3 separate regions of the Mus musculus genome follow, and all the other regions are linked to region 1. The links are chromatin loops, found by intact Hi-C in ENCODE. Cell type or tissue: heart. All regions are shown on one strand. Links, peaks and the distances in the headings refer to the core of each region. The heading gives the core; the rest is flanking DNA.

Region 1 (4,733 bases), core at 1,369-3,868:
TAGCTTTACTCAGAGGGTGAGTCCTTACCCATTTGAGACCCAAAGCAAATTCTCCAAGCCCTGTTGTATTTGGCTAACAGCAATCCCCAAACCACAGGCTCCAGGGCTACGAGCCAGCGTTCCAGAAGAAGCCACCCACGGAAGAAGAGAGATGGAAAGAGGAAGCCTGGCTCTGTGTGTTTGGAGACAATAGCTTTTAGAGATTCTTAATAAGGCCTCAAGCAAAATCTTGTCAACATTTATAGCTGCTGACCTGGGTGGGGGATTAACTGGTCTTCCTTCAAGTAAAATAATCAAAGAGTTATGGGTCCATCCTCTGTGTCCCAGAGCCTGGGGGACTTGCTCCGATGAGGAGCCTGGGCCTTGGGAAGCTCCTCTCTCTTATCCCTTCAAACTTCATTTCAAATAATTCTGTAAACTTTTAGAAATAGCTCCTCTGGGGGAGGGAGAGATGGCTCAGTCGATAAGAGCACCGCCTGTTCGACCAGAGGTCCCGAGTTCAATTCCCAGCAATCACATGGTGGCTTACAACCATCTGTAATGTGTTCTGATGACTTCTTCTGGCCTGCAGATGTACATGCAGATAGAGTGCTCATATTCATTAAATAAATAAATACATACATAACATAACATAACATAACATAACATAACATAACATAACATAGTTCCTCAGGAGTGGAGGAAAGGTTTGGCATCATCTATGAGGGGCTCGAGCAAGAAATCCAACCTCACTAGATAGGGTGCTGCGTGCCTTTAATCCCAGCACTCAGGAGGCAGAGGCAGCTGGACCTTTGAGTTAGAGGCCAGATTCCAAAACAGCCAGAGCTACAGAGAGACCCTGTTCGAAAAGCAAACAAAGAAACAACAACACATACAAAAGACAGGAACAAAGGAAGGAAGGAGGGAAGGAAGGAAGGAAGGAAGGAAGGAAGGAAGGAAGGAAGGAAGGAAGACAGAAAAAAGAAAAGAAAGCCTTAGCTTAGTCAAGATGGCTGGCTATGTGAGCCGTATAGACAAGCCACATAGACAAGCTCATGGAGATGGATGCCACAGCGAGAGAGAAACCATCAAGGCATCTCACGGGTCAGGTACCTTTGTAGTCTCTCAGGTTGAAAAGAGCCCTCAGTACCACCTATTTAAAGGAGAGGAATTTGCACTGAATTCTCAGTCTTCAGATCCTGCCGACTTTGAACCTACTTGTATCTGTGTGATCACACACACAAACATACCCACACAGAGATGCACACATGTGCGCACACACACACACACACACACACCACTACACTTCATTTGCCATAGTACACCCTCCCCCATAACCCTGTGCAGTCAGGAATTCAATTCAAAGCAAAAGGGATTCTTGAGGAGGGGGGAAAAAAAAAGGAATTCCATAGTGGTGAGGTTAGGGTTACAGCCCTTGAAGCCAGATGGTTTCCTGGAGACGTCAGGGGAGCTGGGTGAGGTGGCATGGGGGACACCATCCGGGAGCCCCAAGAGCTAAAGCTGGCACTTGCATGTGGCTGGCATCTGCTTAGTGCTGTGGATGGTACCTTCACAGCATCTCCATCTGCCTCCAGCATCCCCAGCCTGGGACCTAAGTTGCTGTATTCTATTCTCCACCCATTTCTGAAAACTGCCTGCTCGGGTGCTACTTCAAAGTCCCCTGGGAATGCCAAGTCGCCAATTAAGCCTCTTTGAGGCAGGTTCTCATTCCTTCCCCACTAATTGAAATGTTACTCCTTTTACTAAACCCATAAACCACCCAAACACAACGGCCTTCCTCATTTGCATTGTAACAATGTCCCTAATGTCCTTCCAAGAGCTTTACGTAGAGCCGAACCTTTTCTCTACCCCCCCCAACCCCCCAACGGTCAAAAGCAATTCCGAGGCAAAGGCCTTCATTTCCATCCCTATACAGCTGCTCATTAGCCAAGGTGGAATAAATTCCCTTTATTCTGGATTCATTTCCCAGGATGATAATGTCTTTTTTGTCTCAGGCCACTGTTCCCAAACTGGCCTTAATTGCTGATAGTAATTGAGTTAATGAGTATTTACAGCCGGTAAGGTTAAAAAAGGTCTCCTGTAGTTTTATTTGTGACATTTTATTTAACCTGCAATAAAATCATTAACAAGTTGTCCCCGTGTTAATTTTCTGGCCCTTCATCTTGTCTCTGTCTCTTGGGAAAGTAGGGTGAAGGTAGATGGCTCGGTCCTGGGGGTAGTTCTTAGGTTGCAGGGATGGGGAACCCAGCCTCATCCAGGTTTTCTTCTATTCAGAGAGGAGGGCCTCTCCCAGTGAAAGCAGATAGCCTGGGGCCACGATGCTCCACAGTCTCCCAGGCGCTTGGCCAAGTCACAGTCGGGGTGATGAAATCCCTTCAAAGCCACTGGGCTGGGCCAGGCTCAAGCTCCCTACCAGCAGCGCCAGCCTAAAGTGGCCCACAGGTCGGGCACAGAGCCGAGGTGTCAGGCAGTGTGAAGAGTCTGTGCATCGGTGCCTGCCAGAGAGAAGATCTGAGATGGGGCTGGAGGAGGCACCCATGCTTGTGGGCAATGCTAGGGCAAGCCAGGGGCTTTCCACACTTCACACTGGGAGGCCTGAGACTTGTCTGTGGGAGTCAGTCACTCCTAACCTTCATGTCTGCTTCCTTGCAAGCCACAGTGGGAGAGGTGGAGGCCCCTTTTCACAGTGGGGTTCTGGTTTCTTTGTTACTTCTTTAGAGTGAAGCTGGCTTCCAGGAAAAAAAAAAAGAACCTCAGAGGCCACTCCCAGATAACAGCAACTCCTTTTCTTCCTTGTGTGCTCTGCGTGGGGGGCTACTGGTGGCGTCTCCTTCAGAGGTGTCCAGAAACAGTGTTTGGGGGAATGATGAATCACACTGTAGCGGAAGTATCCAGCAGTTCCCTAGCATACACAATGGCTTTGGTTTCCTGGACATACAACTAGACTGTCTAGGCCTTCTTCAAGTTAGATGTCACCAGGTGACAGCAGAAAAAAAAAAGGTGTGCATAGGAGGAGATCCAACAACTTGCAGCCCAAAGTTAAAAGCAGCAGGGTCCAGCCAGCTGAAAATTGTCACACAAGGAGTTGAGACAGTCCCACCCTTCCTGTATGTACACATTAAAAAAAAAAAAAACTGGAATTTTTTAAATTTATTTTTTATTTTATGTGCATTGGTGTTTTACCTACATGTATGTCAGCGTGAGAGGTTGGGTCACCTGGACCTGGAGTTAACAGTTGTCCGCTGCAATGTGGTTGCTGGGAATTGAATCCCCTGTCCTCTGGAAGAGCAGCCAGTGCTCTTAACCACCGAGCCATCTCGCCAACCCTTCTGTGGAATTTAAACCACTCTACGCTCTGGGAACTATCGGTGGCAGGAGCCTACTCTACATTCCAACAAGTACAGTGTGCCCTGCGCTGTGCCTGGGAATGGTCGTCTTGCTTGGGATTCTCACCCTCTGAGACCTTTCCCATGTGGCTCTGATCCGGGCCCCTTTGCAAAGCCTTCCCGTGGGCAGAGGAAGCAGAAAGCTGACCCGACTCAGTCATTACCCTGGCATCCTACCAATGCCACTTTTGCCTGCCTGTAGGCAGATTAAAGCATCTGGCCAAGGCGTAACGTTTAGAAATTCAGTTCTCGGGCCACTCCCCAGACTCACTTCATCAATGACATTTCTGAAGTCAGGCTCCCTGCATGAACAGACTGGAGAAGACTAAACTGATTTCTGGAACAGTTCAGCCTGTCAGGAGTTGGGGATAGGAAGGGGGGTAGGAGTCATTCAAAATCCACTTGTCCCTTCATCTTGTGATGGACAGACAGACAGAGACCCAGAGCCAGGAAAGGGCAGAATCAGCCTGAGGGCCCCTGGCTTGAGCCTGGTGCTCCTTAACTGAAGACAGAAACAAGGTACGTGCCATGTGCTGTCATCAACTGTCCCTTTGCAACTGCTGATACCTGCTTAACATTCTTCATGCTCTGTAAATCATCCGAACATACTTGTCTCTGAGCCTGATGTTCCGGTCTTCACAGCCGGTACCACAGCACTGTCTCCTCTGGGCACATTTCAAGTACAGCTCCTGTGGTTTCTGTAAAGTCAAGGTTGAGCATATTGGGCAGGTCGGCTTTTCTCGGGTGGTTGTTTTCCATGCCCACCTGGAATCAGGGGCTGCTGAGAAAACCTTCTTCAAGGCACGGGGGAGGGGCTGCTTATGGTAGGAAGTGTGGCAGCTGTAGACTGCTAGACTGTCAATTAGTGTCTTTGGTCTGACAACAGTGAAAGAATTCATCCCATTTTATAGAGGAGGCAACTGAGGCTCAGATAACTTTGCCGAGTTACTCAGGTCTCTGCTAGGACCTTTTTGACTTCCAGCTCTGAGCTCTTCAGTCTACCGGTCAGTGGGCAGGTTGCCCTCTTCTAACCCAACTACATTGTCTCTTCATGTCTATGAAGGTCCTGGCTTATTTTCTAGAGCCAATTTTCCAGAGTTCAGAGGTACACTGGCCAACACAAAATAAAATAAAAACAAACAAACGAAAAAACATATTCCATGGGTGGCTCTGGCTCCCCATAGCCAATTATATTCTTTATTGTTGTTCGTTTTGTTTTGTTTTGTTTTGTTTTGTTTTGTTTTGTTTTGTTTTGTTTTGAGACAGTGTTCCTGTGTATCCTTGACTGTCTTGGATCTCACTTTGCAGACCTGGCTGGTCTTGAACTAATTCGCAGAGATCCACCTG
Region 2 (4,733 bases), core at 1,180-3,679, 150 kb after region 1:
CTCCATGACCCTGTCCCATGCTTTAGGATGTCATGTTTGTCCACCCTGCACATTCTGCTGCCAACCTTTCCCAAGGGTGGATGTGCCCCTGTGTTGTCCACTCAGAAAGAAGTCAAAACAGATTCTCCAAGCCTGATGCTCAATCTCCTCTTTCTGACTCCAATCAGTGTGACCAACCGATGTGACCCTCTGTGGTCACCTAACCAACCCTCGCTCTCTCTCCCCTGTTGTCACTCCACACTGAATTGTCCTTTCACCCATCTCTGCATGGCAGAGACCAATTCAGAGATCCAGTGTCACTGCCTCCAGCAACCCTTCCTTGCTCACTGTCAGCAGAAGTGAGTTCCTCTGCCCTGACCTCAAGACATCTCTCCTTCCCTTGTAGGACTTGGTCTCTATATTAGAGTTAGTTAGAGGCACACACCAGCCCTTAAGTTTGAATTCCTCGTGATGAAGTCTTATGTCCCTCTCCTCCTTCACCCTCTCCTCGATGCCCTACACAATACTCAACATTAGTTAAGTCTTTGGAGTCGAGTGAGCAGATAAATCAATTTTTCCCTTCCCAACACGAAAACCACCAGCCAGTTGGCTCAATGAATCCTCACCCTTCCCTCCCCCGCCCTGAGTGCCGGTCTGGTGATTCCAGCTGCATCTGGAACACAGACAGAGACCTAAGAGATGTCATGAAATACGGATCACTGGAAAACGGAAAGCAGCGAGGAAAACTCAATCAGTAACATGTCACGGAATGCAGGATCGGGAGCCAGGGTTGGTGGCACATCTGTGACCCCAGCATTGGGAGTGTGAGATGGGAAGGAAGATTCAGTCTGGGACACACAGTGAAGACCCTGTTTCAAAAGGAAAACACCCCTAAACCCATGGGTTGGTGATTAGTCACCACTTCATCCCCAAACCCAGGACATATTTGTAAAGGCTGTTTGGGTTGGTCGGCTTGTCTGTTAAACCTCGTGGTAATCAAACGCTGGTTTAGTTCTTAGGAATTGTTTTGTTCCTACTCAGAGATGATATTTACGCCAATATCCAGTGTTAGAGGAGGGGCTGGGAGGGGCTGTGTTCTGGTGATGACAGCACCCCAGGCTGAGGAACAGAGATGGGCCCTACAGTTCGGGGAATGTAGACACGACAGAAGGACATTCCCTCTAGCCTTGGCTAAGTCCCTATGAGAAGCTGCACCCCCCACCCCCAGGGTGAGAGGAAGTAGACATAACTTCCCCAGCTGTCTTCCCCATACCTTTAAGCCCTTTCTCAGTGCCTTCCACAAAAGGTTCTGTGGGTCTACTTACACAGTAGCACATTGTTGGCCAAAGCAAGGTTTCAAGTGACAAGGGAGAAACTGGAAGCTGGGGAAACAGGGCTCCCGTTGGCCCCAGGCCCCAGGGCCCTTGCTTCCAATGCTGGGGTTTAAAGTGGGTTTAGAGGAAACGGACAACTTCTGAGTCGGAGTTTCACGTTACCATTTCCTCTTTGTGGCTTCATCGAGACCACGGGTAGATATATATGACTCCGTATTAGCTAAACTGACCTCCAACCCCTATAAGCCTACCCCTGAGAACTCAGGGGAGAGAGTGGGGGAATAGCCATCTGCAGGGGGTAGAAGAGAGCCTGGGATGTCTTGCCCTAGATCCTCAGCGTCCCTGCCACCCACCGTCCAAGGCAAACACAGCAGCCATCCCCGGAAGCAAGCAATTAGATGCTCCCCGGGGAGGCCTGTAAATTCCTAACTTCTCCCTTCAGGAGGTTAAAAGTAATAGGGTTGCTGGGATTATTTATGTTTCTCTGTCTGGATGAATGTGTATTGGGAGGTGTGTGTGTGTGTGTGTGTGTGTGTGTGTGTGTGGGTGTGTGTGTGTGTGTGTGTGTGTGTGTGTTGTGCATGCGCGTGATCCATCCTCCCATCTCCTGTCTTACACAACTAGCTGCTATTTACACACCAGATGATCCCTGCAGGAAAAGGCAAGTCCCCAGCCGCTGTGGAATTTTAAGAGAGCTTCCTGGAATGCCCTTGTGGGATGTCTGGTTCTAATTGCCTCCGTCAGCGGAGCTGGCAAGCTGGCAGGCGCAATGAGAGGTGAAATTGAACAGATTCCAGTTCACATCAGACCCCCAGCCCTGCCAGAGTCCCCCAGGGCCCGGAAAAGAAAACAAATGTGGCCCAGGCAGTGGAGGGCCTGGGGAGGGGGGTGCGGGGGGGGGGTGTAGAACGCTAGACTGGGAGTTGGAGCAGGAAGATTACTGTCCCAGAGCAGCGGCTTCTGACTGGCTTCACTTTGTGCTAATCACTTAGTCTTGTGGGCCTCCTGTGTTCAGCTGCCAAATGAGTGGTCTCCCAGGCCTCTTCCTAGTCTAAGATGGGGGTCGGGAGGAAAGCGTCCAGCTGTCCCTGTGGTGGGTTGAAGGGTCAGTGGTTTTGTCTTCGGACTTTTGAATCAGATTTTTTTTTTTAACATTTTAGATCTTTAAGCATGATGGGAGGTGAGAGGCTTCAATCCACCTACTAGAACCTAGTGCTGTTCCAAGCTAGCCCTTGTCCCTCTCCCACAGCTCCTCTAGGGATGACTGAAGGTCTTGAGGTCTTAACACAAATCTCTGCCAGAAAGGAGACAAAATCCACAGTTCCTTAGTGCCCCCTATGGGTCCAAAGATGGAGACACTTGAAAGAGGCTGCCCAAGAAGCCACTCTCCTCCCCCCTTGTTCCCCCAGCCTCCAGGGCATCTCTGGCTCCTAGCTCAGAGCCAGAAGGCTCAAACTGATCCCTAATTTAAGGTGAATTTTTCTTTCTTTTAAGACTGTTGTTTTAAGGCACAGACTAAATTAATTTAGTCAGTTCCCCCAACAGGCTATAGATTGAGTGCTTCCCAAGGGGTCCATGGTATGTGTAAAGCGACACGGTTTATCAAATACAGACGCTTGCTGTTTATCATCTTGCCCTTGCTAAGCCTAGCATCAGCTTGACCCCCTAGCCCACAGCTGACACATGTGTGTCTTCAGGCATCAGGGGCTCACTTTTGAGTATGTGTAGGGAAGTCGGCTTGGCCTAGACCAACCAAATCCTAGTCACCGAGACTTTTGCCAAATTGGGGCATAATTGGCAAAGATGTCTAAGAAGACATTTGTAGAGAGGCTGCAGTCCACAGGATCGCCAAGCATCCTAGAGCACGCCTTTCTCTTGGCTCTATTGCTTCACGGACTACGATGACCATGTAAGCCCCTGCCTTCTCAGTGCTTTCCAGAAAGAACGTGCCAAAATGCAAGGGTCACCATGGTGCTCCATCCAATAAGTCAGCCCCCTTACAGACCACCTGGGACTTCTGCTTGGATCTCATTGACCACTCTAGCCGCAAGAATGGCTGGAAATGTAGTCCTGTCTCCTCTCCTAATGACCTGAGTTCTTTTCCTAAGAAACAGGAGCAGATATAAGGGCAGTATCAAGAAAACTGTTGTGCCTGCTATTATGTGTCTGGAGAGGAGTGAGGGGGTACGCCACAGTCCTTTTCTTGGGGGTCACTGGCTTCCCTCTGCAGGAAGAGAGAAAGCTGTTGTGTGCAGTTCATCTGATCCAAGAGAACTCCTAAGCTTCTCACACAGGACTAGACTGCCAAGTTGGTGGGGAGAGATGGCATCTGTGGGATGATCTCTTCCAAGGCTAATGGCAGGCAGGTGATTCTGAGCCTGGCCTCTGGGCCTTTTCCTAAGGAAAACCATCCCAGGTCACTCAGGAGGTTTGCACTCAGATCTCAGCATACCTGTCTAGTGTTCACCACCTGGTCTGGGACCAAAGAGCAGCCTCCTTTCAAAGATTCTAATGGCTTTGTTCTAGTACCAACAGCGCTCAGAGGACATGAGGGGAAAGACTCTCACCCTACATTTGGATATATCCTCACTTCCCCACTCCCAACAAAGTCTGTTGCTATCTCTTCATTCGTTCTGCTGGGAGCCTGGGCCAGCCTGGCTCACAAAGCAAACATTTAAGTCTAAATATGGTATTTAAACTGTGGAATGCTGAGATTGGCATGGCTCAGTGAGTCCCCTGATGACTGGCCTCTGGCTCTCTGCTCCTGAGTGTCCCTGGCCCTTCAGATTTGGAGAGGAAACTCATCTCTAATTTGGTCCCTGGTTTTGAGCCAGTTGATGCTAAACTCCTGGTCCTGGGCACTTGGTGCTCCTCTGACTGTTGGGAGAAGAACAGAGGAATAGAAAATTTGCCTGTAATAGTTATTCCTTACTCTAGAACAAGATGTGCTGGCGAAAGAAGGGCCCAGGTAAAGGGAGGGGAAAGCTTTGACTAGCCCAGTGAGCTCCATTTTAAGGAACTGGTTTCTAACCTGGTGATGCTTCAATACTGCCCTATGGGGCTCAGTGAGTCACCTCTGCTGTAACGACCACCTCATTCTTCGAAAGCCAACTAGACCAAATGTCCTACTAAACTGTGTATCCTACTAAGGTGATGATTTTAATCATGCTCCAGTTGTTGCCACTCTTGTTTGATGTCACTCCCACCCCCAAAATACCTATTCTATCCTTCCTGTGACTTTCATGCTGGCTGCCCTTCCAGGAGACTAGGAGAATCAAATAGAACATTTCCTAGGATGGAATTTCCAGGAACAGAATGTGATTAAAAGTAGAGTCCTCTTCTTTGACAAGACTAGGGACAGAAATAACCAGCTCCAATTTATTAAGAACCATTTATCATGGAGTTATTGAAGCTATGTAT
Region 3 (4,733 bases), core at 1,180-3,679, 130 kb before region 1:
AGGAGAAGGCCTCTACTGCCATCAGCTTCCAAAGAATGCCAATCAAAGGACAATGGCTAAAATAAAAACTTCACGATGCCAGATGCAGGAGAGGATGTGGGGCGATGGATTGGAGGTGATGCAGACATTTGGAATGCTGCATTTGCTTTATGAGTCGAACACAGGCTAGGCGTGCTGGTGCATGCTTTTAATCCTGAACTCAGGAGGCAGAGGCAGGAAGATCTCTGTGAGTTCAAGACCAGGCTGATCTACATAGTGGATTCTAGGACAGCCAGGATTGTGTAGCTCCCTACATGACCCTGTCTCAAAGAAAGAAAGAAAGAAAGAGAGAGAGAGAGAGAGAGAGAGAGAGAGAGAGAGAGAGAGAGAGAGAAAGAAAGGGTTGAATACAGCAAGTAGGTGGTATTTGTTATGGTTTTAACAGTGGACGGTTCATAAGGAAAGCAAACCTGATTACTAGAACCGACTGCTTCCTGCTGTAAACTCTCCTACAATAACCAGTTTAAAGATGTCAGCACAACATCACTGAAATCAGAGATGGGATGGGATGGCCCAGGTGGCATTTGCTAGCTGGTCCCCGTTCATCTCTACCCACCATGCATCTGTAATGTGACCCGACAACCCTACTCCTGGGCATTTTTTAGGAGAAATAGAAATATATCTCCAAAAGCTCCCTGTGTGAATGAGCTCTGTTTCTCGAGGCCCAGACTTAAAGGCAAGAGGACTGAGAAGTGATCTGCACTAGACCCAGGATGGAATGCCACTCAGGGACGAAAAGGAATGACCTCCTGAGACAATGTGCAGCAATGTGGCCACATCTTGAAACCATCAAGCTGTGTGGAATGAGGCAAACTGGAGCAGAGTAGGCTGTGTGGTAGCACTTCTATACCATTGCAGATGGGTGAAAACTGACCAATCATGGTGGCAATGAGACCAAGAGCCCTGAGGCAGGACCCCTACCTGGTCCATTCATCCTTTATCACACTAGGATAGAATTAACTCCTTAGGAGACTTTCTAATTGCTTGATTGAGAGCCCCAACTGGAGATCATGGGACTTCAGAGTAACCTTCCTCTTCCTCTGCTTCTCTCAGTGTCCACTGGCGCCATCAGCGTCTGCTGTGTCTCCTCTGGAGCCGTGCTTCATGCTGGCTGAATGACCTAGCATATACCCCGTTGACTGTGGATCTCCAGAGGGGACATCTCGGTTGGTCCTTTGACACACTAGCATAACTGAGCACTTAACTGACTGAGTCACAGGGCAGGGGTGGTTTATTTCCCCAACCAAGAAGAGTTCGAAAAGTCCTACCAGGGTCTACAGAATCTGAGCTGTGGAAGATGCAAATGGCGATTGGGCAGGTCCGGGGGCGGGGGGGGGGGGGGGGCTCACAAGTGAGTGCTATGGGGTAGTGAGAGCAAAGGCTGTGTGTGTGGGATAACCTGAACTACATCTAGACACCGAGGTGACATTTACAGGTCCCAAACTTCTGGCAGATGGTTTCACCTAAGTCTCTTTAATGATAAACCAGGTGCTGGGTGTGGTGGCACGCTCCTGTAAGTTTCAGGGTCAACCTAGGCTACATTAGTAAGACCCTGACTCAAAAAAAAAAAAAAAAAAAAAGCGCGAACTTTGAACCTTGGTCTGTGGGACCTTCAAGTCTGATGAAAGCTGCGGGCTTGTGTGGTCTCAGAATAGGTAGATGCAGATCGGGGTGGGGATGCACGCAGCAACAGCTGCAGAAGTCATGTAGAGTTCACACACGCCCAAGGGAAGCCAAGGTTGGAGTGCTCAGCCTTCCCATGGGGACAACACCCACCACAGTCACAGTCCCCCGCCTTTTTTAAAGTGTGTGGTTATGTGGGTGTGCATTTGTCCGCGCAGGCTTCCAGCTGTTTGCTTCTATCTGTACAACGACTGCCAGAAGGAACTGCGACCTAGACTTTTGATCCAGTCAATAAACACACGGGAGCTGGGCCTGGCCACAGTGGTCAGACTCAGAAGCGAGACTCTAGATGAAGGGACAGTAACGATAAAAGCCTTCCCCTCACCCCTCCAGTCTTTCTGGCAGTTCGTGTCTGAATCTAAAAGCCAGAAGTGGCACCGTCTCTAACGAGCAACTTCTCTGGTTTTCTGCTTTGTAACTAGGAGCATCACCAGGAGTTTGAAGCCACAATGAATTCAGACTAGTTTGGATTACAGATACCCCCTCCCCCCCCCCCCCCCCGGTCTAAAAAAAGCAAAGAACGCACAAGGAACACAGGGTGTGTAGGTATCCGCCGTGGTGATGTATCCCCCACCCCTCTGTCCCCCCTCAATGGACAAGCATCGGAGCCTCTGCTGCTGTACGCCTAGGTAGCCAAGGGTTAACCGGCGTCCCCCTCCCCCCTCCGCCCCCGCCGGGCTGGGCAAGGCGGGAAGGCGGCGCGCCGGGTGCCAAAGTCGGAACCTGCTCTCGGCAGCTCCCCGCGCTGCCTTGACTCACCGCCAGGCCTGGCGCGGCCGCCGGCTGTGGAATGTGTGAGCGCCATGTGTCACCGCCCCAGACTGTGGGAAAACGCTGCTCCGCTCACCTCCCAGCAGCTGGCCCGCGCCCGCCCGCCCGGGAGCCGGGAAACAGGAGCCGCCCGCCTGGGAGGCCGCCCGGGGCCACTTCCGAGCGCGCGCCGCCTCTCCGCCCACACGCCGGTCCCTGCCGGCGACCCGGGGCTGCGGCGCCACCCGCAGCGAGTGGCCCAGCACGCCCTTCTTTTGCCCCCGCTGGCCTTATGCATCCTCCTGCTCCACCAGGCCGGCCTTAGACACAGAGAGCCCCTGTTCTGAGAGCTCCTGGGCGGTGACCTCTTTCCGGGAAAGGGCCAGAGAACTGAGGGCTATGCAGGGGACTGACCTCATGGGGTTGTGTGACAGCTCCAGTCTGGACCTTGCCAGCCCTGAACAGGAGGTTCCACTCTGCCTGACCCTTCCCCCGGAGAGCTAGGCAAGAGCCCTGCACCTCAACGCGGGGGCAGCCTCCCCTCTAGTCATTGGATGAGAGTCACATGGGTCCAGAAGTCAGCCAGGGACAAGGTTTCCAATGCCTAGCCATGCAGGGAGATGTAGGCAAAGTCACATTCTGGGTGGCAGCCATGCAAGACTGGAGACAGCGCAGTGCACCTTGTTCCGAGCCTGGCTCTCCACTCCGTGGCCAAGTGTCTCTTCAGCCAAGGCTCCTTGTGGTGTCGCTGCCTTCCAGGGCAGTTGGGACGAAATCAGATGGGGGTGGGGGCAAACCTCGGGGTCCAGGGATCCAGGGTCTTCACCTAGCATCAGCCTCTGCTGCTTTCTGAGGGGTCGAGGTGTGTGTGTGTGTGTGTGTGTGTATGCCACCCCCGTAGGAGGCTCGGGACCTGGGTGGGGTCTCTGCTGTACCCAGCTCTCCTCCAGCATGATCTGTTTCTGTTTTTTCTCCCTGCCTGTTCTTCACAGTGGGCGATGAGGTCTCACTTCTGTGGTTCTTCCCAGGCTAACCTAATCCAGTTCAACAGCTGCCTCTCCTGAAGTCCCCATGCACTTGATTTCTGTCCCCGCTCTGTACCGGTCATGGCCTGCCTAACTAGTCTTTCTCTCTCCTGCAACTTCTTATTCAAAGACGGGCTACCCTTCTATGTACCCCCCCCCCCCCATGAACAACACTGAATTCTGCATGTGACAGCCACTCTGCAGATTGAGTGCACCCCCACATGAACACTTGTCAATACCATTTATCACAGGTTCAGAACCTCATTGCCCAGACATGTGACCTCGGTCAGGCTAATCTTGCCATCTCAAATCTCTCCCCTCACCTGCAGAACATAAATCTGAGTAGGGTGTGGTGCCACAGGCCTATGATCCCAGCACGTAGGAAGCAAGAAGATCACAAGTTTGAGGCCAGCCTCTGCTTTCTATTGGGGAATCTAATGAAGAAGAGAGGGAGGAGGAAGAAGAAAAGAAAAAAAGGGGGAAAAGAATGCATTCGGTGGTATTTGGTGCGCTATAAGCTTTGAATAATGAAACTCCAGTTAACGACAGGATGCATCATGGCAGTGGTTCTCAAAAGAGTATGTCATCTAGTGACACCTTACCCATCTTACTTTGTATAAGTGCACTCTATGAAGTTCCCATAATGATAAGGTCAGTGAGAGATCCCTGTCATTAATCCATATACAATTGCTAAAATACCATAGACTGGCGGCAGACATTGACTGACGCCCAGTTCTGGATGTTGAAGTCAAAGAATAAGGCACAGGTGACTCAATTCCCCTGAAGTCCCTCTTCCTTGGCTTATAGGCAGTTTGTAGATAGTCTTCGCTTTTTGTGGATTCTTCTTTTTCCCATCCTTTATTCCTCCACCCCCTTTTCACTACCTATCACTAGATAAGAAGGAAAGGATAAAGGGGAGACAGAGATCCTTGAATCTAATTCTTTCCTTTTGTTTCTTCTCTGAGTATGAGAAAACTGCATCCAAAACCCCACCCACCCTGCCTATTGTGGCTCTAGCATTTACATACCCTCTGAAAAGTTCCCAGAATTCCAGAGGTCACACAACTGCAGAAATTGTCTGCAGCTGGCAAAACTGTGCCTCTGTTAGGGCACGAGGAAATCACGTCAGCTGCTGCAGACAATCTGAAGCAGCCCCACAGCCCCACACTGGGATTAAAACAAGAACACTTTCTCATAACATTTCTGTGTTATTTAAAGAATCTGAAATTCCAGAAT

The links. A loop is a pair of places that touch in the nucleus more often than their neighbours do. Peaks named below come from ENCODE experiments on the same cell type or tissue, not always from the same donor. Only the 100,000 strongest peaks of a DNase experiment are listed, where the experiment ranks them.
Region 2: it touches region 1 in a loop (2.0-fold over the local background); 2 of 42 quality-filtered maps call a loop at or near these places.
Region 3: a loop joins it to region 1, with 1.9 times the contacts of the local background. A loop is called at or near these places in 3 of 42 quality-filtered maps.

What each region holds. Positions count from the first base shown.
Region 1 is chr16:29,880,461-29,885,193 of GRCm38, reverse strand. No RefSeq gene overlaps it. Among named protein-coding and RNA genes, the nearest start is that of Gm52263, 5.8 kb to the left of the region's middle. In heart, for the core only: no CTCF peak of the experiment used is centred there; DNase peaks (open chromatin) are centred at 2,473 and 3,493; H3K27ac peaks cover 2,032 bases.
Region 2 is chr16:29,732,407-29,737,139 of GRCm38, reverse strand. No RefSeq gene overlaps it. Among named protein-coding and RNA genes, the nearest start is that of Gm46567, 79 kb to the left of the region's middle. In heart, for the core only: a CTCF peak has its summit at 2,651; DNase peaks (open chromatin) are centred at 1,419, 1,679, 2,039 and 2,589; H3K4me3 peaks cover 1,015 bases; H3K27ac peaks cover 1,729 bases; H3K27me3 peaks cover 360 bases.
Region 3 is chr16:30,006,884-30,011,616 of GRCm38, reverse strand. It overlaps 4632428C04Rik (RIKEN cDNA 4632428C04 gene), which reads right to left and starts at 2,950. Exons shown (of 3, transcript NR_033631.1): 1 at 2,887-2,950. In heart, for the core only: a CTCF peak has its summit at 2,495; DNase peaks (open chromatin) are centred at 1,826 and 2,716; H3K4me3 peaks cover 1,855 bases; H3K27ac peaks cover 2,111 bases.